Regions from separate parts of the Homo sapiens genome. Here region 2 is linked to region 1. Evidence: chromatin loops called from intact Hi-C (ENCODE). Cell type or tissue: PC-3. All regions are shown on one strand. Links, peaks and the distances in the headings refer to the core of each region. The heading gives the core; the rest is flanking DNA. Region 1 holds the start of IDH3A (isocitrate dehydrogenase (NAD(+)) 3 catalytic subunit alpha). Region 2 overlaps IREB2 (iron responsive element binding protein 2).

Evidence for each region. A loop is a pair of places that touch in the nucleus more often than their neighbours do. Peaks named below come from ENCODE experiments on the same cell type or tissue, not always from the same donor. Only the 100,000 strongest peaks of a DNase experiment are listed, where the experiment ranks them.
Region 2: a loop joins it to region 1, with 9 times the contacts of the local background. A loop is called at or near these places in 1 of 110 quality-filtered maps.

Annotation. Positions count from the first base shown.
Region 1 is chr15:78,148,743-78,165,247 of GRCh38, forward strand. IDH3A (isocitrate dehydrogenase (NAD(+)) 3 catalytic subunit alpha) reads left to right here and starts at 620. Exons shown (of 11, transcript NM_005530.3): 1 at 620-688; 2 at 6,471-6,533; 3 at 8,806-8,889; 4 at 11,350-11,464; 5 at 12,839-13,026; 6 at 13,492-13,625; 7 at 14,765-14,867; 8 at 14,974-15,038; 9 at 16,250-16,334. The coding sequence starts at 662. LOC124903534 (a long non-coding RNA gene) reads right to left here and starts at 477. Exons shown (of 2, transcript XR_007064725.1): 1 at 366-477. RefSeq lists a silencer at 580-1,159. In PC-3, for the core only: no CTCF peak of the experiment used is centred there; no DNase peak of the experiment used is centred there.
Region 2 is chr15:78,449,257-78,465,761 of GRCh38, forward strand. IREB2 (iron responsive element binding protein 2) reads left to right here. Exons shown (of 22, transcript NM_004136.4): 3 at 13,666-13,831; 4 at 15,995-16,132. Among named protein-coding and RNA genes, the nearest start is that of IREB2, 19 kb to the left of the region's middle. In PC-3, for the core only: no CTCF peak of the experiment used is centred there; a DNase peak (open chromatin) is centred at 8,085; H3K27ac peaks cover 450 bases.

The DNA.
Region 1 (16,505 bases), core at 4,235-12,234:
CAAGCAGATCGCTTGAACTCTGGAGTTCCAGACCAGCCTGAGCAACATAGCGAGGCCCCATCTCTACGGAGAAAAAAAAAAAAAAAAAAAAAGAAAAAGAAAAGAAAAAACAAAGTTGGGCTGGGCTTAGTAATTACTTGATCCCAGGAGGTCGAGGCTTTGTAGTGAACCTGTTCGCGCTACTGCACTCCAGCCTGGGCGACAGAGTGAGACCCGGTCTCAAAAAAAAAAAAAAAATCAAAATTTGTGGAATAAGAAAATTATGTGTCTTTCTCCACGGGATTGTAAATTCTATGAGGAGCGCTATATCCCCAAGATCCTAGAACATTAATCAGCACCTAGTAGGTGTGGAACAAACGTCTTACCTTAACAGCGAGTCAATGAACCAGGGAGGGGAGGAAGAAGCTTTCCCGGAGATGCCGGCCCCTCAGTTTCCGGGTTCGCCTGGCGCTCAGCCAGGCCAGTCACAGAGAGACGAGCCCGGCGATTCGCCAGCGGAATGTCCAGGGGCGGGGCAGCGAGCGAGCGCGAAGCAATCCTGAGGCGGTCTAGGGGGCGGGGCGTTCAGGGGGCGTGGCCGTGCAGGGGCGGGCTCCGAGCGTGGGGTGGGCGCTTGCGCACTGCCGCTGCGGCTGTTGCTGCGGAGCCAGGAGGGGAAGCGATGGCTGGGCCCGCGTGGATCTCTAAGGTGAGCGCTGGCAGGCCGGCGTGTGGCAGGCAGGCAGGCCGCGAGGGCTGGCAGGAGAGCCGGTCGCGTGCCGGGTGTGGGCGGGCGCGTGGGCCAGACAGGGAGGCGGTGGCTGCCCGCGGGGACAGCTTGGGAGCCGGTCCTGGTCGCCCGTGCCCCGCGCTCCGTGGCCGGCTCGCAGTGTATGGGCCGCCCCGGGCCGGGTCAGCAGCGCAGAGGCGGGGACGGCGTCAAGGTCAAGGCGGGGGGGCGCCGGCCCTGCTCCTGCCGAGACCCGGCTGCCGTCACCCGCATCCGCCCAGGCCAGAGCCCAGGCTTCGCGCCGAGCCCGGGAAGGTCACGGGAGCCTCTGTCCCGGCTCCGCCATCCGGGCCGCTTCCCCGGCTGCGGCCCTGCTGCGGGACTGATCCCCTCAGCACTGCCCACACCTCTCATCCGCTGTCTGCGCGGCCCTTGGCCGGGGAACCGCAGGTGCCACGGGCACTGGCGTTGAGCTTGGGAGGTTTTCCCAGGTGAGAGAATCCGGGGGCCCTTTTCCCTATCAGATTGTTTTCCCTTTGGCGCTCTTCCCAGTCAGACCTCTAGTGCTCTTGTAGCTATTTCCCCTTCATAGGATAGGGCATCTTACACCTCGGAATTACCGTCTGAACCTTCGGAGAGAGAGACCAGCAGAGCCTTCCTTTTACCTTTCATTGGTGGGAATCCTGCAATCTGGAGCGCTTTAGCTCTCCTTGACAGCTCAGATGCCAGAGCTGGAAAGGGTTTCAGATCATCTATGCAGTTCCGTAGCTTCTCAGTGGAACTAACCTGTGCCTGAAGAAGAATTTGCTCAAGGTCACACAGGAGGTCGGTGTCAGAGCAGGGAGAGGAACCTAGGTGTCTTGGTTCCCATTTCCCAAGGTCACATAGCAAATGATGGTACAGGCCATCAGGCCTCAAGTCTCCTGTTGCTATGAAAGGGTGGTCCCCTAGAAATCTATAAACAATTTAACGTTTTTCTGTAAGTTTGATACTACTTTTCTCCCATTTTTTCGGTTTAAAGAGAGGTCCAGAGATGCACTGTTATTTAAGGAAAAGATCTCTGTACTGGAATTTAGGAGTCTCAGATTTAAATCCTAGCAATGCCACTGATTGGCTGTGTGACCCTAAGCAAATTACTAAACATCTCTAAGCCTTAATATGCCCATCTGTGAATATCTATACTTACATCACAGAATTGTTTGAGTATTAAATAAAATAATGTATGTGAAAGCACTTGGTATGTACAGAAGGAAAACAAAAATCTGAAGCTTTCTTATCAATATGTTTATCTGTCTCCAACAGACAGTGGTTTTCATGGGCATCATTAACTGGTTTTTTTGTTCAATAACTAGATTCTACTTTGTCACCCTCTTCAGACCCAGATTTGCTTGTGATGATAACTCTTATGTCACATTTGCTCCTAAAAGTAAAGCAACTTCTGTGTCACTGTGAAAACTGAACTCAGTCCTTTAATCTCTGAACTTACATTTAACACCCAATTCATCTTTGGTAGGTACATTTGCCTTCACAGTGAGGCACTAAAGCAACACTTGATAATGATTGTGCTGGTAAATCTGTTTTGCCTTTAGTGTGATCTGCATGAAAAAACCCTCATAGTAGGTATTCAGAAAGTGTTGGGTTGTGGAGTCAGAAGATGAGGTTCTCTGACATGCACTCCCTGTGTGACCTTTGGCAGAGTCATTTGACTTCTGGGCCAGCTTCTCACTTTAGGGATTGGAGCAGAAGGTGGCTCAGAGGCTGACCCCAGGATGGTGGAGGTGCTGAGCTGGATGCCGGTTTCAATCAGGACAGTTCCTCTGTTGAGTTTCCATTTCAGGTTGTGGCCAGGCATGGTGGCTCATGCCTGTAATTCTAGCACTTTGGGAGGCCAAAGTGGGCGGATCACTTGAGGTCGGGAGTTCAAGACCAGCCTGGCCAACATGGCGAAACCCCATCTCTACTAAAAATACAAAAATTTGCTGGGCGTGGTGGCGCACGCCTGTAATCCCAGCTACTCGGGAGGCTGAGGCAGGAGAGTCACTTGAACCCAGGAGGTGGAGGCTGCGGTGAGAGGAGATCATGCTCCTACCTGGGTAACAGCAAGACTCTGTCTCAAAAAAAAAAAAGATTTTTTTTTTAAAACCCATCTCAGAACCCATGTACAACACTATTTACATGTTTTTAAGTTAAAAAGGAAATGAGTTGTGGATTAAGATGGCCCACGACCTGAAGTCCAAAGTTCAGGGTTTTGGTCCAGGCTTCATGAACCTGGCCTCAGTTTCCTCATCTGAAAAGTGCCAATAATGCCTATCTCTACAGGTTTTATATAAATAAAATGATGTGAGATATATATATATATATGCATATGAGTATTCTATAAAGTAGAAGTCCTGCCATCTCAGCCTTCCATGAAGCTGGGACTACTGGTGTGTGCCACCATACCTGGCTAACATTTAAAATTTTTTTTGTAGAGGTAGGGTCTCACTCTGTTGTCTAGGCTGATTGGTCAGGTCTTCTGTCACAGAGACATAAGCTAGTTTTGTGTGAATGTCTTTTCCCTCTTTTTTGGGCTGGGAGAGGAGAAAGGACTCATGTCAATTTTTTTTTTTTTTTTTTTTTTTTTTGAGACAGAGTTTTGCTCCTGTTGCCCAGGCTGGAGTGGAATGGTGAGATCTTGGCTCACTGCAACCTCCACCTCCTGGGTTCAAGCGATTCTCCTGCCTGAGCCTCCCAAGTAGCTGGGATTACAGGCACCCACCATCACACCCAGCTGATTTTTGTATTTTTATTAGAGACAGGGTTTCACCATGTTGGCCAGGCTGGTCTTGAACCCTGACCTCAGGTGATCCACCGGCCTCAGCCTCCCAAAGTGCTGGGATTACAAGCGTGAGGCACTGCGCCCGGCCTTTTTTTTTTTTTTTTTTTTGAGATGGAGTTTTGCTCTTGTCACCCAGGCTAGAGTGCAATGGCGCGATCTTGGCTCACCGCAACCTCTGCCTCCTGGGTTCAAGTGATTCTCCTCCCTCAGCCTCCTGAATAGCTGGGATTACAGGCATGTGCCACCACGCCTGGCTAATTTTGTATTTTTAGTAGAGACAGGGTTTCTCCATGTTAGTCAGGCTGGTCTTGAACTCCTGACCTCAGGTGATTTGCCTGCCTCAGCCTCCCAAAGTGCTGGGATTACAGGCGTGAGCCACCGCATCCGGCCTCATGTCACTTTTATGCTCTGCTTGTCACGAAGTAACCTTTAAATGGTGCTTTGGAAAATTTTATTTTACTTAAAGTTCTGGGTCATTGTGATGACTTAGGTGCAGTACTGCTTTATTCTAAGATCATGCAAGAGAGATGACAAACATGGAAAAGACTGGTCCTTAAAGAAGATCATTGCAAGTATTAAGGCTACTTGTTGGCTTGGAAACTCTTCAGATAGAGATGTGACTGAGGCTGGACTCAGTTTTGTTTGATTGTTGTTTTGTTTTTTTTTAAATTATTGAATACCTTCTATGAGCCAGGGACTGTTCTAGACACTAGATACAACAGTGAACAAAACACAAATCCTTACACTCCTGGGTTTACATTGCTGCCCCCAGCATATGCAGGTAGGATGGGTTTACATTTTAAAATCAGTTGTTTGAGTCGGGTCTTTTTCATTCTTTCTTTCTTTTTTTCTTTTTTTTGTCCATTACCTAGGCTGGAGTGCAGTGGCATAATCATAGCTCACAGAAGCCTCAAGCTCCTGGGCTCAAGCAGTCCTGAGCTCAAGCCGACTTAGCCTCCCATGTAGCTGAGACCATTGGTGTGCACCACCATACCTGGCTAATTTTGTAGAGACAGGGTCTCACTTTGTTGCACAGCCTGGTTGGTTGGGTCTTCTGTCACAAGGACATGAGTTTTGTGTGAATGTCTTTTCCTTCTTTTTTGTTCAGGGAGAGGAGAAAGGACACATGTCAATTTTCTTGTCACAAAGTAGCCTTTAAATGGCCTCCCTTCCAATAGCCCACTCGCTGGTGGATGAATCATGCCCTAGGATTAACATTTTGGCCAATGGTTTTGGCATTCTTTTGGATTTGGCCCAGTCTTATTTTCAATGCAGAGTCATGACTATAGATACCAGAAGATTAGAGAATAAAATTCATTCATACCTTTCTTGGCTGTTGGTTGTTACCAATAAATATTTCAGCAAAGGTTCAGACCCCAGAAAAAAACATCAAGATAGGATATAACAAATGTGTCTTTGCTCATGTATCTAGCAGGAGAAAAAGTTACTTTTTAAAAAATTTAATGCAGCCGGGTGTGGTGGCTCATGCCTGTAATCCCAGCACTTTGGGTGTCCAAGGCAGGTGGATCACCTGAGGTCAGGAGTTTGAGACCAGCCGGGCCAACATGGAGAAACCCTGTCTCTACTAAAAATACAACAAGATTAGCCGGGCATGGTGGTGCATCCCTGTAATCCCAGCTACTTTCAGGAGGCTGAGGCAAACCCAGGAGGTGGTGGTTGCAGTGAGCCGAGATTGCACCATTGCACTCCAGCCTGGGCAACAAGAGTGAAACTCTGTCTCAAAAAAAAAAAAATTTAATGCATTTTAATACCTTTGGTCTATGTACCCAGTTTCTTTTTTTATATTGTTTATAATAATGTAGTATGACTTTGTACCAGTTCTCAAGGACTAAGTTATTAAAGTTTATAATAAACCTTTAAAATTTATATTTCTGGCATATGATGTTAATTGGAGAGAGAAAAAAAAAAAAAAACACGTACCAGTGGTAATATCTTGGTGTGGTGGGATTACTGGGTAACTTTTATTTTATATTTTGTATCTTTTCCTAGTCCCAGCAAACTGACAGTAATGACCACATTACCTATATTATCAGAAGAAGCAGTAATTTATTTAAAATCTTTATTCTGTATGGCATGGGCATCAGATGGTATTAAATAAACTTTCTTAGATTTTACTATAAAGTGTAATTTCTTAATATTCACAGAATAGATATAATGTATAATTGAAGGAGCACTGGACCAGGAGTCAGAAGACCTGTATGTGGGTTTCCATTTTGCCAATTATTCGCTGTGTGACCTTAGGCAAATGCTTTTCTTTGGGACCAGCATCTCCGCTTATGAAATAAGCAAGTTGCCAGGTGTCGTGGTGCACACCTGTAATCCCACCTACTCAGGAGGCTGAGGCAAGAGGGTCACTTGAGCCCAGGAGTTGGAGACTGCAGTGAGTTATGATTGTGCCTTTGAATAGTCACTGCACTCCATCCTGGGCAACCTAGGGAGACCCCATCTCAAAAAGCCTAAAACAACAACAAGAAATAAGTGAGTTGTGCTCTGGATTTCATGAGGAACATCCTGGCTCTAAAATTAATGGTAATTTTCTTAGAATATATGTTACCCCTAAATTGACCGAATGGTCAAGAATGTTGGCACAAAATGATCCACTCATCTGAGAAGAATCTGTATGTTGAGCTGAAAAAGTAGTTTTATTCTACCTTCAACATCTTTTATTTGACAACTTATATTCGTTAAATTGACTTTGAAAATATACAGTACTCAATCTAAAGTAAAAATCTGAGTATTTAGGCTTTCAAATCTGAGATAGCTTGCCACATTGAGCTAATACATGAGATTTGTATTCCTGGGAAGCTACTGAATATATCTGTGCCAAGTTGCAGCATTACCATCCATCAGGACTTCCTCGCTCTTGTTTACTGTATGTGGTTTAATTCTGTGTGTGATATTTCTCTGTTGATATTAATATAGGTCTCTCGGCTGCTGGGGGCATTCCACAACCCAAAACAGGTGACCAGAGGTTTTACTGGTGGTGTGAGTATAATTATGTCTTTTATTTTTTCCTTTTAGAAGTTTCTCAAGAAAGATGCTCTAACATATTTATTATATAGCATTTTATCTCCATTCATTTAGAATTTGGGAAAATTGGCCATATTTATAATGTATGTTGAAATTACTGGCTGACATGCACAAATCTGTTAGGTTACTTGCGCATTTGAAAGAATTATCTTACAGCTGGCTATGTAAGTTTGTCACATTAATATCTTGAGGGAGCCTTGTTAAAAATAGAAAGTACCCTTGAGCCTGTTATTTTATTTCACAATCTCATTTTGGTGAGACAGCTTTTTTCAAAACTAGTACAAGTTGAGAGAAAATTGTTGAGAAGCTTCAAAACCTGCTTTGCATTTTTATTTTATGGGCTTCCCTAAACCCAGTAGATTGAGTGCCAATTAGGAATGCCTCGAACATCTATAAGCCTTGTAGGCTTATACTTGCCTTATATAGGCTTTGTAGACTATCACAGTAGTAGATCATCTATTGTTCATTAAATCTGCTGCTTTTAGAATTCCCAGCATCAGAATTCTGTGCTTTAAAAGCTGATACCACATTTTTGGAACATTCTAAGACTGTGGGTCAGTGACTTCCTATTTGTTTTGATCCCCGCCCCGCCTTTTATGGAATCTGATTTGGATTTCATAATTCCTATACTCCCATATAACATCTATGCCGTGAAAGATTTATAAGACCATAGTACATTTTTTCCTCCATTTACTTTCTGTATTGTGGAAGAAAAGCAGATTTTCTGGTGACTGGATGACATTTATTATTACATGTTGGGAGAACAGGAAGAAGTAGCCAAAGCGTTCTTTTGGCTCTGCTTATGCCAAAAATGCAGGATGGGGCTTGCACTTCAAGCTCAAGGATAGCCATGCTAGCATTTCAAACGCATTCTGAAAGCTAATAAGATGATCATTGCTCTCTGCTATTATTTAATTTTCAGGCTATTTATTTGAAAAAAAAATTAGCTTGATGGAGGAGGTTATTTTTGAAGAAATAAGAGGATGTATTAATTTTTTTAAAGACTTCTTCAACCCGAGAAAACTGGTATGAGCCTTAGCCCTGGCTAAGACTGAGGTGGGAGATTTGCTTAAGGCCAGGAGTTCGAGGCTGCAGTGAGCTGTGATCACACCTGTGAGTAGCCACTGTGCTCCTGCCTGGCAATGTAGTGAGTCCTCATCTCTAAAAAATAAAAATTGAAAATTAGAAAAATGAAAAAAATAAAAATGTTTCTTCAGTTGTACAGAAACTAATCAGAAATAATTAGTCCACGTATCTGGGCAGACATCATTGGAAGGCAAAGGACCAAGGAAACTTGAATTAGTGACTTTTTAAAAATGCAGTTCAAGCAACTAGAACTGAAAAAAAGCCAAGCCCCTAGGTGGGGTAAAGTCCCAAGATAATAAAATATGTGGTTCCCAAATGGAAAAAGAGGTGCTGATCTTCTCCCTTACATATTTTTATTTCTGCATTTGAAATGCTGGCTTCGTTTTGCCTGAAGCCTTAGAATAAATCATTGCTGTTACATTATAAAAACAATAATTGTCATTCTAAGTGTGACTCAGGCTTTGCAGGTATGATGACATATACTATTCTTTTTGGTTGCAGATCAACTTTGCCAAGCTTATGTAGATTACTCTTAGATTTAAGCAGACAGTTTTATAGAGGAACTAAGAAAAAAATGGAAGCTCTCTTGATAAAAAGTCTGATTTTCCCTGAGTACCAAAACAGACCTCAGTAATATTTTGGAAATGTGTCTGAAAATGTTTTGCAAGACTGAAGAAGTTGCATGAGAAGCTTTCCAGGATCACAATGGAAAGGAAAGGAAAACACTTGCCTTCATGAGAAACCGTCTAAATTTTAGTGAGAGAACATTGTTAATTTTTTGTTGTTGTTGTCTTTGGTTTAAAAGATTTGAATTAATTGGTCTCTTTGCAGCTTGTCTGAAAAGAAATATCAATTAGGAAATCTACTTGGTAGTTTAATTTATTTTCGTTTTATGTAAAGAGTATCATTTGGTTCTTTTTAAAACCTCTGAACTCAGGTAAAGAGTAGGATTGCAGAGTCTCTCCTCTGTTGATTCCTGCCTCCCCTTTGATGACCCCCGGGGAGGTATGTTTGTTTTCTTAACAGCATTTGAATCTTCCTGAGACATCTCATAAAGTGGATTTCTCTGTCAAAATATTCTTTTTTAAGCCTTCAAAAACAAAAATTCTTACTGTCTTCTTTGATGATTTCTTATGTTCAGGTTCAGACAGTAACTTTAATTCCAGGAGATGGTATTGGCCCAGAAATTTCAGCTGCAGTTATGAAGATTTTTGATGCTGCCAAAGTAAGTGGGCTTAAAAAATACATTTAATGATGACTCACTGAAAAGTTTTCTTAGCCAGTTGGATTCTGTGAACTTTTAGGATGCATTGTACCCATTTCTATGAAATTTAGTCAGGTCTGTTGTTAATCTCCACCGATTGTCACTTTAACAGTGTGTGTCTCAGTGTTTGCTACTGCCATTATTTCTTTCTTTCTTTTTTTTTTTTTTTTAAATTTAGAGATGAGGTCTCGCTCTATTCCCAGGCTGGTCTTGAACTCTGGGGCTCAAGCGATCCTCCCACCTTCACCTCCCAAAGTGCTTGGATTATAGGCGTGAGCCACCGCACCTGGCTGGCTGCTCCTGTTGTTGATAGTTTAAACTCCTGCATTGGCATCAGTTATATGTAAAGTAATCAAAGTAGTACTGCAGTATTTGTGGATCTTTAAGTCCTGCTTGGGTTTAAGATCTTTTAAGCCCTGCCAAATCACCCACCTTTTTGCAAAAAATAAAATAAAATAAGACTAGAATTGCTGTTTCCAAAATCTATACAGGCGCTTTTGAAATAATCTCTTTAAAATAAAATTTCTGATGTGTTATCAAGAATGGAATGTTATTACTTCTAACAGCTGAGCCTTTGATACAGGTAGATAATTTAAAAATTCTGTAAGTGGATTCAGCTGTAAGCTGCTTGTGAACAGCACCGTGTCTGTCTGAGCTCGTGTCCTAGGACATGTTCAGTGTGCTAGCTGTATACACATGAAGGATGTAGGTAGAGAGAAAGGGATGCTTGTTTATACCTCCAACTGGTACATTCATAGGTTATGCAATACATACATACATATATATATATATATTTTTTTTTTTTTTTTTTTTTTTTTTTTTTGAGACAGAGTTTTGCTCTTGTTGCCCAGGCTGAAGTGCGATGGAGCAATCTCGGCTCACTGCAACCTCTGCCTCCCGGGTTCAAGCGATTCTCCTGTCTCAGCCTCCCAAGTAGCTGGGATTACAGGCACATGCCACCACGCCTGGCTAATTTTTTTATTTTTAGTAGAGACAGGGTTTCATCATATTGGTCAGGCTGGTCTCGAACTCCTGACCTCAGGTGATCTGCCCACCTTGGCCTCTGCACCGGGCCTGGCCTATATATATATTTTAAACAATGTAATATTGTTTTTTAAAAACAGCTTTATGGAGATATCATTCATCCTTTATTTTTTATTTTTATGTTTCATTTGTTTTGAGACATTGTTTCGCTCTTGTTGCACAGGCTGGAGTGCAATGGCATGATCTTGGCTCACTGCAACCTCCGTCTCCCAGGTTCAAGCTATTCTTCTGCCTCAGCTTCCCGAGCAGCTGGGATTACAGGTGCCTGCCACCACGCCCAGCTGATTTTTGTATTTTTAGTAGAGGCGGGGTTTCACCATGTTGGCTAGGCTGGGCTGGAACTCCTGACCTCAGGTGATCCACCCACCTTGGCTTCCCAAAGTGCAGGGATTACAGGCGTGAGCCACCACACTGGGCCTAATTCATCCTTTTAAAATGTACCTTTCAATCCAGTGGTTTTTAGTACATTCACAGAGTTATGCAACCATCACCACAATCTAATTTTGGACCATTTTCCTCACCGAAAAAGAAACCCCATACCCTATGCAGTCGCTCCCCATTTCGTCTCTCTCCCTCCCTACCCCCTCCTCCTTTTTCTTCCCCCACCCTAGGCAGCCAACCACTCATCTACTTTCTGTATCTGTAGATTTGCCTATTTGGGACATTTCATATAAATAGAATCTTATAATATATGGTCTTTTATGATTGGCTTCTTTCACTTAGCATGATGTTTTTAAGTTTCATCCATGTATCAGTACTATATGATGTTTCTGTGAACCATATTCCTCTGCTACTTATGATATTCTAACTATAGCCACTGTTAAGAGCCCTTGTGAAAAGAAATAAGTGGGCAGGTGGTAGCTGGGAGTGATGACTGGGCACAGATAATGTAGAGAATCCCTCTGGGCCTGCTAGAGAATGACATCTCTTCTTGCATGCCAGGAACCTTCTGGACCTTTACTGTTTTTAGCAGTCACATCCAAAGTTGAAAAAGGGCTGGGCCCGGTAGCTCACGTCTGTAATCCCAGCACTTTGGGAGGCCGAAGTGGGCAGATCACCTGAGGTCAGTAGTTTGAGACCAGCCTGGCCAATATGGTGAGACCCTGTCTCTACAAAAAAAATACAAAAAAATTAGCTGGGTGTGGTGGTGGGCGCCTGTAATCCCAGCTACTCAGGAGGCTGAGGCATGAGAATCGCTGGAACCTGGGAGGCGGAGGTTATAGTGAGCCAAGATTGTGCCGCTGCACTCTAGCCTAGGCGACAGAGCGGGACTCTATCTCAAAAACGAAGTTGAAAAAGTTTGTTCATCATTGCAGTATGAATGCCAGTTTCCTTTAAGTCTCTCCAGCTCACTGTGCTCTGTGATGTGGCATCTAGGCACCTATTCAGTGGGAGGAGCGGAACGTCACTGCCATTCAAGGACCTGGAGGAAAGTGGATGATCCCTTCAGAGGCTAAAGAGTCCATGGATAAGAACAAGATGGGCTTGAAAGGTAGCACTGAAGTAGAGACGGGGGTTTTTACAGATTTCCGCTACAGGGGTTACTTAGTTTTGAAAATTTATGCATTTAAACTGAATAAGGCCTGGCCATCTGTGAAGGTAACGCCATTCTTTTATGAAGTAACTACTCATAGTAAGATGTTTTATTCATTTGGGACATTTTTTTCCCCCAGTAAAAAACATTAAAGTATTACTGGATGATGCCAAATAACAGTATCTCTATTTAATCTTCAACTATATATATCTTTTGCTTAATTTTTACATTTGTATATTTATTTATTTACTTAATTTTTTTGTGACAGAGTCTCGCTCTGTTGCCCAGGCTGGAGTGCAGTGGTGTGATCACAGCTCACTGCAGCCTTGACCTCCTGAGCTCAAGCAGTCCTCCCACCTCAGCCGCCCGAGTGGCTAGGACTACAGGTGTGCCACCATGCCCAACTAATTTTTTAAAAAGTTTTTTGTAGAGATGGGGTCTCACTATGTTTCCCAGGCTGATCTGGAATACCTAAGCTCAAGCAATCCTTCTGCCTCTGCCTCCCAAAGTGCTGGGATTACAGGCCTGACTTAGCCACTGTGCCTGGCCTACATTTTTATTATTATTTTAATTAATACATGTTTAAGGCCATAATTCAAAAATACTAGCATGTGGTAGATTTAAATTCAGCATAGGCTTTATTTTTATATTTTTTGAGAGTCTCGCTCTGTTGCCCAGGCTGGAGTGCAGTGCCGTGATCTCGGCTCACTACAACCTCCGCCTTCTGGATTCAAGCTATTCTCCTGCCTCAGCCTCCTAAGTAGCTGGGATTACAGGCACACACCACAACGCCCAGCTAATTTTTGTATTTTTAGTAGAGACAGGGTTTCCCCATGTTGGCCAGGCTGGTCTTGGACTCCTGACCTCAAGCGATCCGCCTGCCTTGGCCTCCCAAAGTGTTGGGATTACAGGCCTGAGACTGTAGGCCAGAGCAAGCATAGGCTTTAAAGCCACAGACAGAACCAACATTGAATCTCATCTCTGCTACTTACTGGCTAGAAGGCTTGGGCAAATTTTTTATTCTTATTTTTTCTTTTTTCGTCATTTTTAAATGACAGTAACAGAGTTGCTGTTGTACGGGGTGATGATAAGGATTATATCATGTCAAGCACATGATTACAATGCTTGATCCTCAGGAAGTTCTGAAGATAAGAAACGCAGTTAATGTTCCAGAAAGCTCCCGTGAGGAAGTGTTCCTCCTTCATTTGAATCTCAGGTAGAGAGTGAACTAGAGGCAGAACACATTTCACAAGGTAGCCGAGGTGGGTTAGTAGGTCACACGTGAGACCAGAATTCCTTCTAGTGTCATCTGGGTTTTCTTCTGTATAACAGGCCCTTTGAAGACCCCAATAGCAGCCGGTCACCCATCTATGAATTTACTGCTGCGCAAAACATTTGACCTTTACGCGAATGTCCGACCATGTGTCTCTATCGAAGGCTATAAAACCCCTTACACCGATGTAAATATTGTGACCATTCGAGAGAACACAGAAGGAGAATACAGTGGAATTGAGCATGTGGTATGTTCACTCCAGATTCTTTTTTATTCCTGCTTGGACTGCTTTCTGTGCATCTGGGACCCCAGAGACAGATCTGCTTTATCTCTGTGAGGAGTTGTGGGTGTTTGTCTTGGTGCTGGGTGTCTGGCTGACAGTACTCAAACAAATGTAAGGCATGGTGGTTCGCGTCACAAGCTTGGGAATATGCCCTCTGAATTTTGAATCCCCCACTTCACAGGTGCGCTCTTCCGCAGATGACTGTCTCTGCATCTCAGTTTTCTTCATCTGTGCAGTGGGGCTCATAATACTTACCTCTTAGGGCTGGAGTTAACATGAACCCCATTGTCGTAGCAGTGTGTGTGATTAGTCATGCTAGCTGGCACTGTGCAGGCCTGCCACAAATGTTACTGTCTACTCCCCACCCTCTGTCTCCCACTGCGTTGCTGTCACACTCTTTCCAGCAAGGTGGGACTTCCTGTCTTGCAGATTGTTGATGGAGTCGTGCAGAGTATCAAGCTCATCACCGAGGGGGCGAGCAAGCGCATTGCTGAGTTTGCCTTTGAGTATGCCCGGAACAACCACCGGAGCAACGTCACGGCGGTGCACAAAGCCAACATCATGTGAGCTCCTTGCGGGGGCCGGCACCCCATCTTGCTTTGTTGTGGGAGAGCAGTGACAGGGCTTCCCTTTCTCCTCTTCAGCTTGTTCCTTGATTCCTAATATCTTTGAAAAAGAACTTTGTAACAATCCAAAGATACGGCATCTCTCTTCTGTCGGAGTCTCCTCTTTTCTCCTCTGTTTTTTTTTTTTTTTTTTGAGACGGAGTCTCTTTCTGTTGCCCAGGCTGGAGTGCAGTGGCGCGATCTTGGCTCACTGCAACCTCCGCCTCCCGGGTTCCAGCAATTCTCTTGCCTCAGCTTCCCGAGTCACTGGGACTACAGGCACATGCCACCATGACCGGCTAATTTTTGTATTTTCAGTGGAGATGGGGTTTCACCATGTTGGCCAGGCTGGTCTCAAACTCCTGACCTTAAGTGATCCGCTCGCCTTGGGCTCCCAAAGTGCTAGGATTACAGGCATGAGCCTCTGCGCCCGGCCTGGAGTCTCCTGTTTACTGCGCCTCCCTGGGCGAATGACAGGAGCAAATGAGGAGGGGATGGTGATTCAGGTCCTGGAAGCTCAAGGAAGGACTGAGGGTTATCAGGAAAGGAAATTGGAGCCTCGGGGTCCCCAGATGCTGTGGCCATCAGCAGAGGCCACATAGCGTACGTTTTAGAAGTGGAATAGTGGGAGGCTTAAAGTAGTGCTAACAATACCTGATGTGTTACTCCAGCAACTTAAATTCTCATCCAGAGGCTGTTAAAGTCCTCTGAATATATTAACAGTTTTCCTAACCTAAGAAAAGCATTGAACATGCAAAATAGTAAAACTATTTAAATTACTATGTTAACCTTTTAAAGCAATTTTAATAATATTAGTGGGTATTTCTTCATTCTTGTTAGATAACACTATAAAAATATAGTCTTCTCTGTTATGATCAAACTATTTTACATTTTTACTCTTTTATACTTTCAGAAGGATCCTAAAACATTTTCAGCTTATATTTTATTAACTACCTAAGAAATAATTTTATTGTAATTGGGATCAGGTAGCTTGGCTTCTGGAACTTAAATGTCTTGAACTTACTTTACTTCTTTGATTTGATTCTTTTCTTTCTGTAAGACTTTTTTTTCAGCAGTTTTTATTTGATTAAATACAGGCGGATGTCAGATGGGCTTTTTCTACAAAAATGCAGGGAAGTTGCAGAAAGCTGTAAAGATATTAAATTTAATGAGATGTACCTTGATACAGTATGTTTGAATGTAAGTATATATTCACACTTACCTGCTACTTTTTATGGTGAATGGTGTCTGTGTGTTGTGGGGATGCAGATTTTGATTACTAAATGCACAAATGTATTCCTTGTAGATGGTACAAGATCCTTCCCAATTTGATGTTCTTGTTATGCCAAATTTGTATGGAGACATCCTTAGGTGAGTCTGGCTGCAACCTATTTATTTTAGCCTATGATTTACTTATAAACATCCTAAAATAATTATGGCTTAACATTTTCAATTGAGTATTGTGAAATAGAGTATTTGTTGTAACATATGAATTGAATTCTAACAGTTCAGGTTGTGATATGAATGATTACATGTTGGGTGGCTTGTTCCTTCATTGATTTGCCAAATCATTGCTGGGCTCTTTCTCCCTAATCATTATTAGGTCACTCTTCCCAGTTTTTAAATGTTTGATTGATTGATTGATTTTAAGGTTTTGTTATGTATAGCTAGGTAGGTGGGTGGTCATTGTTACTATTTTTTGGTAACTTTTGACATAATTTCAGACTTACAGAAAAGTTGTAAGAATAGTACAAAGAATTCCCTTGTACTCAGCACCCTGATTCCACATTCTCCAGATGTCAGCATTTTATCACATTTACTTTATTACTCCTTCCCACTTTCCCTCCCTTCCTCTTCCTCCTCTCCTTTGTCTGTGCTTCTCTCTCTCTCTCTCTCCCCCCCCGACACACACAGACATAAGATGTTGGCCAAATGGTGATTTTCATTTTTTTTTTTTTTTTGAGGCAGAGTCTTGCTCTGTCGCCTAGGCTGGAGTGCAGTGGCACAATCTCGGCTCACTGCAACCTCTACCTCCCAGGTTCGAGTGATTCTCCTGCCTCCCCTGAGTAGTTGGTATTATTACAGGTGCACACCACCACACCTGGCTAATTTTTGTATTTTTAGTAGGGACGGGGTTTCGCCATGTTGGCCAGGCTGGTCTGGAACTCCTGACCTCAAGTGATCTGCCCACCTTGGCCTCCCAAAGTGCTGGGATTACAGGCATGAGCCACTGAGCCCAGCTGTGGACATGGTTTTCTGTTTTATTCAGTGATATATCCATCATCATAATCATGAATATTGATGCATAGGTTGTCCTAACTTGGCTGATGGGGGTCCCTTCACCATGTCTTCTGTGTCCTTTAGACACGGCCCTTTGTTCTTTGAGCCTTGCCTTGCTTTCTGACACAGTAAGATGCTCGAGGCTCATCTGTATTTTCCTAACCTTTGCCCTGGAATCAGCCATTTATCCAAGGAATGCTACTTCCTTTTAGTGGAGAATGATAATTAAAAACTAAAATCTGGGTGCTAGGTGAGATGTTTTATTTTTAAAAACATTCTTTGAAATGCTTTTCTTCCGCTAGTGACTTGTGTGCAGGATTGATCGGAGGTCTCGGTGTGACACCAAGTGGCAACATTGGAGCCAATGGGGTTGCAATTTTTGAGTCGGTAAGGACCCTGACACCTGAAACAGAACTCAGGTCAGAACAGCGTGTGAACTCAGGAGGAGTTATCTGTATAAGTATGCTTTAACTCCAGTTTTTCAAATTGTCAAAACAAAATGATGCTTTTTTTTTTTCTCGAGACGGAGTCTCGCTCTGTCACCCACGCTGGAGTACA
Region 2 (16,505 bases), core at 4,397-12,396, 300 kb after region 1:
AGTTCTATAAGCTCTGTTATACACTTGGCCAAGGTCCCACAACTAATTACCGTTACCTACTAAGTGGTGGAACAGAAGCATGAACAAAAATCTTGATTCCAAAACCTATGCTTGTAAAAACCTGTTACAGCAGGGGTTGCAAGCTCATGTTTATAGGGATCAGAGAGGCAACGTAAACAAGTGAAATGTTCTGCTGGGAATTGTGTGGCAAACAGGAAGGCACATGTCCTATATAGAGAGGTAGGTGCTTACTAAGTTCCAGCAGAAGTACAAGGTTGGTATTGTAAAGTTTTCTGATTGAAAGACCTGTAGTTTTTTAAATGTTGGCAGTTAAATTTAAAATGTTAAAACTCTGCAGAACAAGCAAAACATGTCTGCAAGCCAGCAGACATGAAACAGAGTTTGTGACCTCTGTACTGAGAGATACACTGTGTTTTCTAATCTTTGCAGCAGCTATTTAGCCTTGAATAGTAGAATCTGCAGTCTTGGGAGCCTTGGTTTGCCTTTCATCGGATGCTTCCCGTATACAAATAGCAGACCTCAGCATTTTTTTTTCAGAGCCGAACCACCTATTGGATCTTCCACTAAGTAACTGATCAAAAGGATATTTATTGTTATCAGCTTATTTTAGAAGTGTGATGACACGAATTACTATACTAAACCAGTTTAAATTACCATCATCCCAGTTCCTCCATGGCGTTTTTAATTACCTGTCCTTAAAGGGTTAGCTTTATGGATTCATAGAATTCTAGAAATTCCTGATTAGAAGAGGCAGACGTAATCCAGTGCATTTTTTTTACTTGTTGCATGAGTCTCTAAACAATATGATTTAATTTATTGAGCTAATATTTATTGAGTACTTGTATATTTCTAGCAAATGAAAGATGGCTAAGATAGCATCTGTGCTAAAGAAAAGACACGGTTTAGTAATGGGGACATACATGGAAAGTATATGTGAAGTACAGTACTATGTTGTAGCAATTTGGGTCCAGTCAGGAGATAGAAACCACATAATAGGTTAAACAGAGGAAGCTTAATATACATAATTATTAACTATGGTAAGAGTAATTGTAATACAGGATAATTGTATATAATACTGTAGGGCTAAGGGAGAATACCCAAGGAAGGACAAACTTGGAAGAGGTTCAGAACTCACTGGAATAGGTGTGGGTTGGCCCACAGATAACAGAGAAGTATATTGGTTTTGGCCAGGTTGGAGCTGGTCTGGAGTTGCTGGGTAGGCAGTAGGCCACCCTCTGGAGTGCAGGCAGGGATCTGATGATCAGGAACTAGTGGTGTGGGCATGCGTTGGGAAAACAGATGCTGGTAGGGGGCAAGAGCCCTTCAGAGCTCATGGGCCATGTCGGGGCTTGTAGAAGGAGTGACAGCTCAATATATGACCCTCGAGGCAGCTTACAGATGTAGTCCACGTGCTGTCAGAGCAGCAGGCCTTCTTTACGGGGGTGCCTCAGTCCAGGTACTGGCACAGGCAGGATGCCTTCAGAGTGTACAGCTATGTAGGAACTCCAGCTCCTAAGTTGAGAGGGCTGTGGTGATATTAACAAATTTGTGTGTGTGTGTGTGTGTGTGTGTGTGTGTGTGTGTGTGTGTGTGTGTATTTTAATATACAATGTAATGGTGTCCACCTTTGGAAGTTCTGCATAACTTGATGAACTCTTATTTCTCAAAGACCAATAATGTAATGAGCAGACTGTAGAAGCTTATTTCATTCAAATCTTGCTCTGTTGCCCAGGCTGGAGTGCAGTGGCTCAATCTCGGCTCACTGCAACCTCCATCTCTTAGGTTCAAGCGATTCTCCTGCCTCAACCTCCCGAGTAGCTGGGATTACAGGCGCCCACCACCACACCTGGCTAATTTTTTGTATTTTTAGTAGTGATGGGATTTCACCATGTTGGCCAGGCTGGTCTCGAACTCCTGACCTCAGATGATCCACCCACCTCGGCCTCCCAAAGTGCTGGGATTACAGGTGTGAGCCACCGTGCTCAGCCTTCATTCACTTTTGAGAAACTTTTTGCCAAATGTACACATTTGAATAACCATAGTTTGTCAGTTCCTTCAAGTGAAAAACTGTTCTTTAAAAAAAAAAAAAGCTTAATTTTAGCTTGCAGCTCAATCATACAAGAGTTTTTCTGCAAGCAACTGATGTACTTTGTTTTCGAGTAGAAATATTGTATAAATATATTTCATTTTTGTCACACAGAATATTAAGACTTGACCTCAGCAGTTGAGATTTAATAAAATTAACAGTTTTTCTGCTTCTTAGGGACATTTTTAAGTGAAACTGGTATTTTGTGTGACAGTAAACAATACGAGTACTACAGGTTGAGTATCCCTAATCTGAAAATCTGAAATCTGAAACTTTTTGAGCACTGACGCTCAAAGGAAATGCTCATTGGAGCACTCTGGATTTTTTTCTTTTTTCTTTTTTTAAGATGGAGTTTCACTCTAGTCTCCCAGGCTGGAGTGCAATGGCACAATCTTGGCTCACTGCAACCTCTGCCTCTAGTTCAAGCGATTCTCCTGCCTCAGCCTTCCTAGTAGCTGGAACTACAGGTGTGAGCCACTGCGTCCAACAGGGTTTCACCATGTTGGTCAGGCTGGTCTCAAACTCCTGACCTTAGGTGATCCACTCGCCTCAACCTCCCAAAGTGCTAGGATTACAGGAGTGAGCCACCACACCTGGTGGATTTTGGATTTTTGGATTAGGGATACTCAACCTGTAGTACAATTTGGTGCCACTGCTTTGAGTCCTGCTAAGGCATCAGCAGTTTAGGACCACATTTCGAAAATCACAGTATAGGGTTGGGGGACCACCTAGGGAACCTAAGTGAGAGATGATGTACTGGTGGTTGGGACTAGATTTAATGGTGATATTGATAGAAGACAAAAAGATGTAGGAGAGAGGCATTGAGGAAAATGCCTCGATGTTTTGGCATAAACATCTGGAAGGATGGTGGTGCTATTTACTGTGCTAGGGAATGGAAGATGAGGTGATGATAAGGGGAAGGGGCAGAGGGGAAATCACTGAGTTCAAGTTTAGGTACTAGTGAAGTTGGGAACATACCAGTATTAAAGTAAACATGTTCACCTCCTGAATCGGGCATGTGGTTTTGGAGCTTAGAAGACAGACTTGGACTACAGAAAATATTTTGGAATTATTAGTGTAGATGTAGTGATAATTGAAGCCATAGGAGCAGTTGTACTCCCTGGAGGAAGCAGTATAGAGTAAGAAAAAAAGTGAGTCTCAATATGAACTCTGAGGAACTCCTACATTTAGATATCAGATAAAGGAGTAGAGGTTAACAAGGAAGATAGGCCTACCTAGAAGTGTTAAGAACTATAAAGGAGGCTTGGCATGGTGACCCACACCTGTAATCTCAGCACTTTGGGAGGCTGAGGCGGGAGGATCTCTTGAGCCCAGGAGTTCGAGACCAGCCTGGGCAACATAGTGAGACCCCCATTTCAATTTTAAAAAAATGAAAAAGAACTATAAAGGATCTAAAATTTTACCTTCCTTGGAAGTTAACAAATTAGCCTGACGTAGTTTCATGTATGTTGGCAGGAGGCACCCAACTCCTGGATCAGAGACAATGGACAGTTTATTACTCACAGCAAAGCATTATCCTTATTAACAGTATTTATGTTGGTTTCCCAAGCTCTAGTTTCTATAGGGTAATGTTGAAGAAGGCCAGGTAACACCTGCACACACAGGTGTTGTGTTACTTACAGAAAAGGAACTGTGGCTTAGGAAACCCAAGTCTTTTATAATGGGTAGTAAGCATGCCTGCTCTTTGCTCCAGAGCAAGACGCTATCGTGTATTTGAAAACTATTCACTATATAGACATATCTGAAAAAATAGTCTGGAACAAAGGTAGTCATTACCTCTGTTCACAAGTCTTGAAGAAATGTGAGATGGGAGACATGGAAAATTGTCTTCCAACAATATGTTAGAAGGAAAACTGGAGGATGGTGCTGTGGAATCCAGTAGAAAGAGTGTTTCAAAAAGGAGGTAATTATTAGCTCTTTTGAATATTGCTACAAGGCTGTTGGGATTCTAGCTAGACCTGCTTCATTCGTGTTTAAGGACAGAAATAATATTGATTAGGGCTAAGGTGAGTGGAAGGTAGAAAAGTGGGCACTTTTAGAGAATTTGAAGGAAGCAGTACTTTTGTTGTCAACTGGGGCTAGGAGCTGTTTAAATGTTGATGGGAAGAAACCAGTTGAATTGCAAACCAGTTTGCAAAAAAAGGAGAGAGGAAATGATTGATGACTCTTGAGTCCTAAAATGGTTAATGGAAATAGGATGCAAAACTCCTATAGAGAAGTTATCATTTAGTAGGAGGAAGTCCGCAGCTCCCTTAACTGGTGAAAGGGTGAATCCAGAGGCAGCAAGGCTTGTGGGTATAGTAGGAGGAAGTTGAGAGGTAGGAACTGTTAGTTTCTATTTATCAGTGAGGTAGGAAACGGGGCTAGGTCCTCTAGAAGATAAATAGAGATTAAATTTTAAGGAGAGTGGATGAAGATAAGAATTAATTGATGTGGAGTGTGGGAAAATAAGCAGATCAGAGAAACATTAGGATTTCGAATAGTGAGGACCTGATTGAGGTTATAATCATGTGTTTACATTAGTGCCAGTTTCTCTGCGTTGATGTTTTAGGAATTTTTTCCTCATTCTTCCTCCTCAACATAAAACTTAAAACCACAACAAATTACCATTCATACCTGTTAGAATGGGTACTGTATAAAAGACAGACAGTGACAAATGTTGGGGAGGATATGGAGAAATGGGAAACCTCATACACTGCTAGTGGGAATGTAAAATAGTGCAGCCACTTTGGGAAACAATTTGGCAGTTTGTTAAAAAGTTAAACATAAATTTACCACGTAGCCCAGCAATATCATTCCTAAGTATCTATCCAAGAAAAATGAAAACATTTATTACACAAAGATTTTCAAATGATCTTAGCAGCATTATTCATAGCCGAAAATTGAAACCAACTTAAATGTCCTGCAGTGGGTGAATGAATAGGCAAAACTTTGGTATACAATGGAATACTATTTGGCAGTAAAAAGAAATTGACTACAGATACTTGCTACAATGTGGATGAACTGTAAAAAGCAGGCTTAGTGAAAAAAATACAGGCATAAGAAACTTTATTTTATGATTTCATTCATATGAAATGCCCAGGAAAGGCATAGAGTAGATTGGTGGTTTCTTGGGTTAGAGAGGAGGGGGAGAGGGATTAACAGTAAATAGGCATGAGAGATCTGTTGGGATGATGAAAATGTTCTAAAACTGATTTATGATGTTGATTGTACAACTTGGTAAACTTACGTTACAAAAATCGCTAAATCATACACTTGGAAAGGATGAATTATAAGATATATACAATATGCCTTAATAAACTTAGGACTTGTTTTATTATTTATTTAGAGACAGGGTCTTACTCTGTCGCCCAGGCTGGAGTGCAGTGGCATGATCACGGCTCACTGCAGCCTTGACCTCCTGGGCTCAAGGGAGCCTCCCGCTTCAGCCTCGTTAGTAGTTAGGATCACAGGTGCACACCACTGTGCCTGATGAATTTTTTATTTTCTTGTAGAGATGATCTTGTTATGTTGCCCAGGTTGTCCGAATTCCTAGGGTCAAGTGATCCTCTTACCTTGGCCTCTCAAAGTGCTGGGATTACAGGCATGAGCCACTGTGCCCAGCCAGTAAAGTTAGTTTTAAAAAAGAGAGAATAGTTCTTAAGCAGGGAGGTGATGTGGAGTGGACCAGCTGCGGGGACGGGGTGAAAAAAGAACAGGATTGGTGTTTTCTTGGGCAAATGGGGTAAAAGAACAAAGAGGAAATAAATGTAGGGTTTGGGGAAGTGAGAGATTGAACCACATTGACCCTAACTGCCTAAGTAAGGAAAGCGTGGATAGGCTGGTGCCAACGAGTAAGGAGAAAGTCCCCACAGTATTGAAGAACAGATGTGGTAAGAGTGGGGATCAGAGAGGTTCTGAAGTTTAGGAAGCTTGCAAGATGGTATAGTTGGAGCACAAGAGCGTATGTAGAGGTGAGATGGGGAGAGTAGGGAGGAAGAAAGGAAATAAATGGGCCTTCCTGAACTTTATACCTGTTTGAAAGTGGGGACGTAGAATTAATATTGTTGAAAAAGCAAACCAAGGCTGGACATAGTGTCTCCTGCCTTTAATCCCAGCACTTTGGAAGGCCAAGGCTGGAGGATTGCTCGAGGCCAGAAGTTGGGAGACCATCCTGGGCAACATAGGAAAATCCCATCTCTATTGAAAAAAAAAAGAAAAAAAGAAAAAAACCAGAGCATATGTCCATTTTTCACATCTGCTAATTTACTCTCTATTGTTGTAACTCTTCTACTGGAATATCTACCTGTAGGTTTAATTTAAGGGTTAAATGGAATAATTTATATAAAGCACCTCTGCATCTGCCCCTTAGTCCTAAATAAACAACTGCAGATGATATTGTTGGAAAAGTTGAGGAAGAAAAGATATTTGTTATCTATTACTGCATAACAAACCAAAAGCAACAGTAAAGATTTATGACAGTCACAGTTTCTGTAGGTCAGGAATTTGCAGTGGCTTAGTCGATAGTCCTGGCCCAAGGCCTCACTCACATGGCTGACAGGCTGGCGCTCCCTGATGATGGAGAGGCTTCAGTTCTTTTCCATAAGGGCCTCTCCTCAGTGCTGCTCAATAGTCTCATAATAGGCTGCTGGCTTTTCACCGAGTAATCTAAGAGAGGAAGGTTGAAGCCAAAAGACTTTTATAGCCTAGCTTTGGAAGGCTCACACTGTCATCTCTGCCATACTCTAAATAGAGTCAGACAAGCAGAACTGATTTCAATACAGATTATATGAGAGCATGACTATCAGAAGGCAAGTATTATTGGTATCATCTTGGAGATTGGCTACCACAGGGAGAAATAAGAAATTTTGTTTTTGTTTTGAGAGACAGTGGTATTTTTATTCATTTGCATCTTCCCTGGCAGTAGGTCTCTAGTCATTACTTTTACAAATTTAGACAAATTTGAGATAGTTGGTGCTTCTTCATGACAAAATGTTGAGTTAACATTTGTGGGACCAGGTGTGGTGGCTGGCTTATGCCTGTAATCCCAGTACTTTGGGAGGCCAAGGTGGGAGGATTGCTTGAGCCCAGGAGTTCGAGAACTCCCTGGGCAACATGGCGAAACCCTATTGCTACAAAAAAAAATTACGAGAATCAGCTGGGCATAGTGGTATACGCCTGTAGCTCAGCTACTCTGGAGGCTGAGGTGGGAGGATTGCCCGAGCCCAGGAGGTCAAGGGTGTAGTGAGCCATGATCGTGCCACTGCACTCTAGCTTGGGTGACAGAGCAAGTCCTTATCTCAAAAAAAAAAAAAAATACATTTGTGATTAGTGTTTTCTCGTAGCACTCTTATTTGATAATTGCTTTTTAATTTTTAAATAAGAATTTTTTAATACCCTACTTGTTAAATTATAACTAAAACAGTAGCCTTTTGCCCTGTCCCCAATTTCTACTCCCCAGAGAATACTATTTTCAATTCTCTTGACTGTTTCTTCAGGTAATTTCCTCCATGTTGTTAAATTGCCCTTCTTATACTACTCTTTCTTGATTTTCCGATTTTAGACTTTAGTAGTTTTATACTGTGAAAATGGTAATTTGGCACTTCTTCTGTATATTTATGCAACTCATAATTTTTGGTGGAATCAATGTTGAGCATTTATGTTATGACTATAAATGTTCTTAGCCAATCCTTGTAGTAATGATGATTGTATCTCATCTCTCATATAACTTTGTATTTTTCCTGGGATTAATGGATTGCCTTTTTTTGTTTGCTTAGTACTCTATGTCCTTATGAATAAATCATCTCTGAACTCTCCAAAAGAACTAAATTCCTCCTCCTGGTATAATCATGTAATCTATTGGTTATTTTTTTTTCTTCTGTTGATGACATGCTATCTGGACTTCATCTTCTGGTCCATCTGGGACTGACTGCATTGTAGCTTGCACAGCCGTTGTTGTAGAAGAGTCTGCTCTCTCTTTGTTTTGGAGACTCTCCAAGATTTAGTGGTTTTCTGTTTTTTGTTTACTCTCTGATTTTATAGAGCATGTCCTCTACTAGATTCCTAAGAAAGGATGCCTGAGAAATACATTTTTGAGACCTTGCTTGATTAATTGATAGTTTTCCTGTGTGTAAATTTCTTGGTTGGAAATTATTTTCATTTGGAATTTTGAAGGCATTTTTCCATTGTCTGCTAGCTTTTAACACTCCTCATAAGAAATCTCAGGCAATCCTGATTTCCTAAACTTTGTTTCTGCTTGCCTTTCCCCCATGTAGACATTTTAAGTTTCAGCTGTCTCTCCTCTGTTCTGCTCAGTCCATTACCAGTCATCCATCTAGTAATACTTTGTTTTTCAAAATTTTTTTGGCTTTGCCTCACCCTGTCACTTTTTTTCTAGTGGGTTTATAACTTTTATAAACAAAAAATATTCCTGAGATTGTTTTTCCATAATAATTATCTAAATAAAAGGTTAATCTTGTATATAATTTCTGTGATAATATTTTCCTTCTCATTATCTCCAAATGTTCTATTAAAAAATTTTTCCCCTGTAATTCCCCTTGGTTTGGGGAATTTTTATGTTTCTGATTGAAGTAAGGATGGAAACTAATATTGGTTAAGTGCCAACTATTTATTGTAATTTGAGAGCTTTACATGTACCAACTAGATAGACGAGGTAAGGAAGATATTCTTCACATCTCTGTTAGGTAGCTGACAGTCCCATTTTAGTGAGAAAATGTATCAACTTAGTCACTTTCCAAAGGCCATACCTGTAGTAAATACAGGCTTTGAATCTAGTATTTCTGATAACTGTAATCCTTTTTCTACTTTACGTACAACTTTATGGGTCTTTGTGTGTGAAAAATTTCAAACATGAAAGTAGGGAAATACACAACACTAAGAGTGAACCCTAATGTAAACTGTGGGGTTGGGGTGATTGTGATATGCTGATACAGGTTCATCAATTGTAATAAATATACAGCTCTGGTGGGGAATGTTGATAGTGTGGGAGGCTACGTACTTGTGGGAGTAGGGAGTATATGGGAAATCTCTATACCTTCCTCTCAGTTTTGCTGTGAACCTACAACTTCTCTAAAAAAATTAAGCCTCTCATTATGTTGGCCAGGCTAGTCTCAAACTCCTCACCTCAAATGATCCTCCAGCCTCACCTCCCAAAGTGCTAGGATTACAAGCATGAGCCACCGTTCCCAGCTGGTCATCATGCTTTCTCAGAGGTGCCTTCACCACTCACCCCATCTAAGGGTGTTATTTTCTGTCCTGAACCCTACTCACCTCCCTCATAGCACCTGCCACTGTTTCTAAATATTTATTTGTTTACTTGTTTATGGTCTGAATCTCCTAGTAGGCGCCAGCTTCATAAGAGCAGATACCACGTCTCATTTGTTCACCTAGTGCTGGAACATACTAGAAAAGTCAATAAATATATTCGTTTTGTTGTTGTTTTTTGAGACAGGGTCTCACTCCCATTTCCCGGGCTGGAGTGCAGTGGCAAGATCAGCCTTGACTTCCCAGCCTCAGGTGGTTCTCCCATCTCAGCCTCCCAAGGAGCTGGAGCCACACTCTCACACCAGGATACCTGGCTAGTTTTTTGTATTTTTAGTAGAGATGGGGTTTCCACCATGTTGCCCAGGCTAGTCTTGATCTCCTGGACTCAAGCAGTCCCCCCTCCCAAAGTGCGGGGATTACAGGTATGTGCCACCATACCTGGCCAATAAGTATATTCTTAACGGGAAAAAAAAGTAGCGTGAGAATACTTTTGTAACCCACCATGTAATTGTCAGCCATTTATCAGCATTTTGCCAATCTTTTGTTTCATATATTTTACCATATTTTAACCTGTAAATATTCTTCCATATGCATAGCTGTTATATAAAAGGACTTTTAAAAAATCACAGTGCCATTGTTATACCTAACAAAATTAAGTAATCCCTTAATATAATTGGGTTTTTTGTTTGTTTGTTTTGGTTTTTTTGTTTTTTGTTTTTTGAGACAGAGTCTCGCTCTGTTGCCCAGGCTGGAGTGCAGTGGCAAGGTCTCCGCTCGGTGTAGAATCTGCCTCCTGGGTTCAAGCAATTCTTGAGCCTCAGCCTCCTGAATAGCTTGGATTACAGGTGCATGCCACCATGCCAGGCTAATTTTTGTATTTTTAGTAGAGACGGGGTTTCGCCATGTTGGTCAGGCTGGTCTGTAACTCTTGACCTCGAGTGATCCACCCACGTCGGCCTCCCAAAATTTTGCGATTACAGGCGGTGAGCCACCGTGCCTGGCCACTTAATAAAATCTAAAACTGAGTTCGTATTCAGATTTTTCTGGTTATCTCAAAAATACATTTTTACATTTGGTTTGTTGAAACAGTATCCAAATAGGGCCAACACAGTATTTGGTTGTTACGTCTTTTAAGTTTCTTGTAATCTGTAATAGTCTTCCTCTCCTCTTTTTTCGTGCCATTTTTATGTTGAAAAACCTAGGTTCTTTATCCTGTAGAATGTCCCACATTCTAGATTTGGCTGATAGCTTCTTTGGGGTTTCATTTTACTTTCCTACTAACCCCCATGTTTTCAGTTAACTGGAAGTTAGAGCTAGAGGTTTAATTAGATTCAGGTTTATTTTTGCAAGATAGTAAGTGTTCTTATTTTTGCGAGAACACTTCCTAGTTGGAACATGTAGTTTTTTGTTTCATCAGGAGGCAAATAATATCTCTAATATCTTACTTTTGGTGATGCTAAGTGGGTATGAGTGTTACCAGCTTGTAAGCGCGCCATCCACATAAATCCTAATGATTTTAGCACCCATTTGTGACCATTATCTAGATCCATTATTTCATTAGGTGTTGCACATTGGTGATCTTTCAGATTACATCGTTTCTTCCACATTTACTAGCTGTAATTCTTCTATAACAAAGTACTTTTGTCTATTTGGTTACCTGAAAGGAGGAAAGATAATATTAACTATTGATTTTCCCCCTTTATTTGTCAGTTTTCAGAGTAATGAGTTGATGCCCTAGCAACTCTCATTGGTGATCAATGAAAGGTTTTTTAAGAGTCATTATGAACTAAGGGCTACTTATATATTTGATGTATTTTGGTGAATTATAGTTATTACTCATTTTGATGCTCAGATTGACCCGTTAGTGTCCCCATTAGTCTTTGATAACTTCTTTGGTTTCGGACACAAGATATCCAGGCTCATTTTGTACAAATCCTTCTCCAGATTAGAATCAGTCATTTCTCTGAAAAACTGTTCTGTTGTGTGTGTTTAGGAAATAGTTTTTAGAAACAACAAACAGTTGTTAAGGGTTTGTTACTGTTGGGTTGTTATTCTAGGCATTTTCAGTGACAGAGCTAGAAAATACCTAATTTTTAGGAAGAGAAAAATAAATCATGAGTTCGTATCCATGTTTATAATTGAAATGTAAGGACTTAACTTGGCTACTGTGATTTTTTTTTCCAGATTTTAAAAATAAGCTTCATTTTAAAAAAAATTAACGTGCGCTATTGGAAACTGAAAAACACAAGAAATGAGGAACAGAGTCATCCACAATCATAAGCAGTTTGACATGCCCTTCTAGGTCTTGTGTGTGTATATACATAACATCCATTTTTATGTGATTGAGATCATACAGTATGTATCATGCTTTTTCACATATCATGAACATTTATTAGTTCAGAACCCCAAAGCTACCTTCTGCCGTTCAGCTGCCAACCTATTGAATGAGTCCTGATACACCCTACCTAGGTGGTTTAACAGTTCCATGTTCAAGATGCGTCTTTTCCATCAATTATACCAAGATATTTACAAATTGGCTAACTCACTATCTCTGCTTTTTATCATACATTGTCACCTCAGGACATCTATAAAGCTTAGATGTTGCAAAATAAAGATTGAACTTTGTTCACAGTAAACAGATGAGTTACCAAAAATGCACATAGAGACCTATGGTTAAAATCTAAAACCTGTCCTCTGGATATGGAGACACTAGTAAAGAGCCTTACCCTTCACCCCTTTTCCCTCTTCTATCATTTCAGTGACTAAGTACATTACTGCATCTAGCTCTTAGAAGTAGGTTAACAAATACCACTCCCAGAAGACAGGCCTTCCTAAAAAAAAGGATGTTTAAAAACGGATTATTTTACTGCCTCTACTTTTAACATACTTTGAGCCTTAGGAGTTGTTTATCCTTTACACACAACAGTATTAACTAAATTACATATATAGAACAATGGTTAGACAATCTGAACTAATGTAACTCACAGGCACAGAAGTCTTCTCTCTGCATACTTCCTCCTCCTCGCCCCCCTCCACCTCACCCAGTGAGCAGGAAATGCAAACGCTCCTGTGAAATAACAAAAAAATACTTAGTGTTACTTTAGCTCTCATTAGCTACTCTGATTTTATACTTCTGTGCTCTTGAAACCATAGTAACAAAAAGTACTTTTTTGCTTGCTGCTTGTTACACCAGTCACAATCTCTGAATAGCAGCACTAATGACTGAATATAGTTTTCTTTCTTTGTGATACCTTTTTGTACCAAAAAGGTACTCCCAATAAGGAAGTACAGTGGAAATACCGTGTGAGATATATGCTTAGTTTTTTTGTTTATCCTTTCGTTGTTTCTTTTTGTTAAAATATGCATGCTAATATATTTTTAAAATTATATTTCTCATAATACACATTTGATGATCTTATGTTTATTTTAAAATAATATATTATGGATATGTTTTTAAACTCTCTTTCTTACAGGAAAGTTAGCATACTATAAACACTGTTCTGCCCTGCTTTTTCTCTTAATGATATATATTCTGGAGCTCACTGTTTATCAGCATGTAACTCTTCACTCCTTTAAACAGCTGCATGGTAATCCATTGTGTGGATTACAGTGATTTATTCAACTAACCCCATATTAATTCAGTCTTCTCTTTAAATCCTAAGGAAACACTTTTGTGTGGCACAATCTGGTGTGAGAATTTAATATGATTGAAAATTTTAAAATATTGAAATCACTTTCTCAATTGTGTCCTTGAAGTAATTAAGAGTGAATCAAAGTTTTCGTGAAATGAATTTTACTCACTCAGGCATTCCAATTTACTTTTAAACTTTAATCATTTTTGATGGAAAATTTTAAATTTATTACAGACATTTATACAGTTTAATCATTTTCTTTTTGCCATACCAGGGGATGTCTGCATTATTGAATTGAATTCTGATATTCTGTGCTTTTTTTTAGTTTTTCTGTGAATTCCTTGAATATGAAGTATTTGTCATAGTTGCAGTATGATATTCCTAAATTAATGCAGCTCTTGTATGAAGGTTTTTATCTCTGCTTTTTTCAAGGCTTTGAGGTTATGTACAGGAAAGTCAGTTACAAAACACCTGATGTTAACACGAATGGTGTTACACTCTAGTTTGTCAGACTAAAAATGAATTGTTTAAATTGAGAAAACAGTGCATTTTTGTCTTTGTCTAACTTTTTGCTATGGCATTTTAAAAATAATATATAGGTATGACTGTTTGCTTATTAATAGTAATATTTTCTTGAATCAGATGTTCTGCCTTACTCAATACGGGTCTTGTTGGAAGCTGCTGTACGAAATTGTGATGGCTTTTTAATGAAGAAGGAAGATGTTATGAACATTTTAGACTGGAAAACCAAACAAAGCAATGTTGAAGTGCCCTTTTTCCCTGCCCGTGTTCTTCTTCAAGATTTTACGTGAGTAATGGGTTTATTTTTTGTGAATGAACTCTTAGAGTGTGTTTCCTTTTTAAAATACAGACTCTTGGGTAGGTGTGGTTGTTCATACCTCTAATCCCAGTACTTTGGGAGGCCAAGGCAGGAAGATCACTTGAGCCTGGGAGTTTGCAGTCAGTCTGGGCAACATAGTGAGACGCTGTCTGTACAAAAAAATTTTTTTAATTAGCCGAATGTAATGGTGCATGCCTGTAGTCCCAGCTACTCTGGAGGCTGAGGTGGGAGGATTACTTAAGCCCAGGAGGTTGAGGCTGCAGTGAGCTGTGATCACACCACTGCACTCCAGCCTGGGTGACAATGCAAGACCCTGTCTCTAAAAATAAAAAATAAAATAAAAAATCAGACTTCCTAATGGATGGCTCTGTGTTTTTTTGTTTTGTTTTGTTTTTGTTTGTTTTTTTAAGGTTAGTTTATAAACTTAAAAATTTTGCCCTTTCTAAACTGAAGCAATTCATTAAAAATTAGGCACTGTTTTGTACCATTTATTCAAAAACTGCTTTTGTTTAACTACCTTCTTATGATCTCTCAATAGGTTTCTCAAACTTAACATATTGAAAACTTGATTTTATTTTGAGGTAGTCTCACTCTGTCACCTAGGCGAGAGTGCAGTAATGCAGTCATAGTTCACTGCAGCCTCAACCTCCTGGGCTCAAGCGATCCTCCTGCCTCTGCCTCCCAAAGCTCTGGGATTATAGGCATGAGCCACCGTACCCAGCCATCAAAACTTGAGTTTTTGATTGTCTATCTCAACTCACCTATTTCTTTCTAAGTCTTTTCTGTTATAGTAAATGGCACCATACACTCCCATTTGTTTAGGCTTCAAATCTAGGAGTTAGCCTTGATTTTTCTCTTTCTTTAATACCCTCTAACCCAGTCTATCAGCAAGCTCTGTCAGTGCTACCTTTTAAATATATCTTGTGTCCAATTATTTCTTTCCATCTCTATCACTGTCATTGTGGTTCTAGTCCCATTCTCTCTTAACCTGGACTATAACTGCAATAGTCTCTTAACTGGTATCCTTGCTGTCACACTTGCAATCAATAGTCTGTTCTTTACACAGTAGATGGAGTGACTTGGTTACAAATGTTAAGTCGTATTATCCCTCCATATACCAGTTGGCTTCCATCACACTTAAAATCCAGAGCCTTTACCATACTCTGAAAGATTTTGCCTGATCTAGGTGTCCAAGGATTATTTATTGGAAGAGTTAACCTTGAGCTGAGTTTTGAAAGAGGCGTAGAGGTTAGCTGGAACATCCTCTTCACCCACCCACTCAAATCTGGTTTGTGTGCCACAGCTCTTTGTACCCTATGTATGCTGCTATTATGGTACTTACGATACATAGCCGCATAAGAAATAAATGATATTTCTTACACCATTTATTCAGAAACTGCTTTTCTTAACTACCTGCTTATGATTTCCACATAACCAATAGGTTTCTCAAACTTAACATGTTGAAAACTTGATCTTATTTTGAGATACAGTCACACTCTGTCACCTAGGCTGGAGTGTAGTGATGTGATCATAGTTCACTGCAGCATCGACCTCCTGGGCTCAAGCTGTTATTGTATGCAGCTATTATAGTACTTACGATACTATTCTTTAATCATTATCTTCCCTAAAATTTTTTTGAGAGCCAGAACTATGTCTTATTTGGCCTTGTACCATTGGTGTCTAGCACACTGAAGGCATTTGATAAATGCTTGTTGTATAGTTGGCTGGATAGATGGGTGGATGAATGTAAAATGGCAAAAGCTACTGTGGATAGCTTTGGGGCAACACGAAGGCACTAGGGGGAAGGGGCTGGAACTAGGGAAAGGGGAAGGTGCATCAAAAAAATACATGGCAAGAGTTTCACAGGCATTTTCCCTGAAGTTCGCTTATGCCTCAAAAATTATCTCTTATTATTTTTGGCATATTTGCCCAAGTACTTCAGTTCTCAGATAATGTTTAATGTTAATTCTTATTAAACAGGATACTCCTAACTTATAAAGTACATTATGAAAAATGAATGTAAACTAGACAGGGATACTTTTTAAAATATGAAAATGAAAAAGTTTATCATTTATTAAGCATGTATAAAAAACAATTTGGACTATAATTTGACCATTCTTTATTTTTTAGTGGAATACCAGCAATGGTGGATTTTGCTGCTATGAGGGAGGCAGTGAAAACTCTTGGAGGTGATCCTGAGAAAGTCCATCCTGCTTGTCCGACAGATCTTACAGTTGACCATTCTTTACAAATTGACTTCAGTAAATGGTACTTCAATGCAGATATTTATAGACAGCCATGCAAGTTAATTGGCTGGAAATGTGTCATGTAGAGGAAAAGGAATAGAGATAATTTATGGCAGAGAAAAGTATGCTAAATTTAGTATTGGCTAGTATATAAAAGCTAAAACTGGTGAAAAGTTTATGGAGTGGTGGGGTTTTTTTCATGTTCTTGTATTTCTGCTGCCGTTTTTGATAGAAATGAATAAGCCTAGGACCTGCTTTTTGGAGTGAACCTCTGTATTCAGTCTTTGTTTCCTTTTTTGTTTTTTAACCTACTTGTCTTTCAGAAAGAATCGAAAGATGTGAGTCATGAATGTTTTTAATTATTTGGTGATTAAAAACATTGAACTCACTAAAGC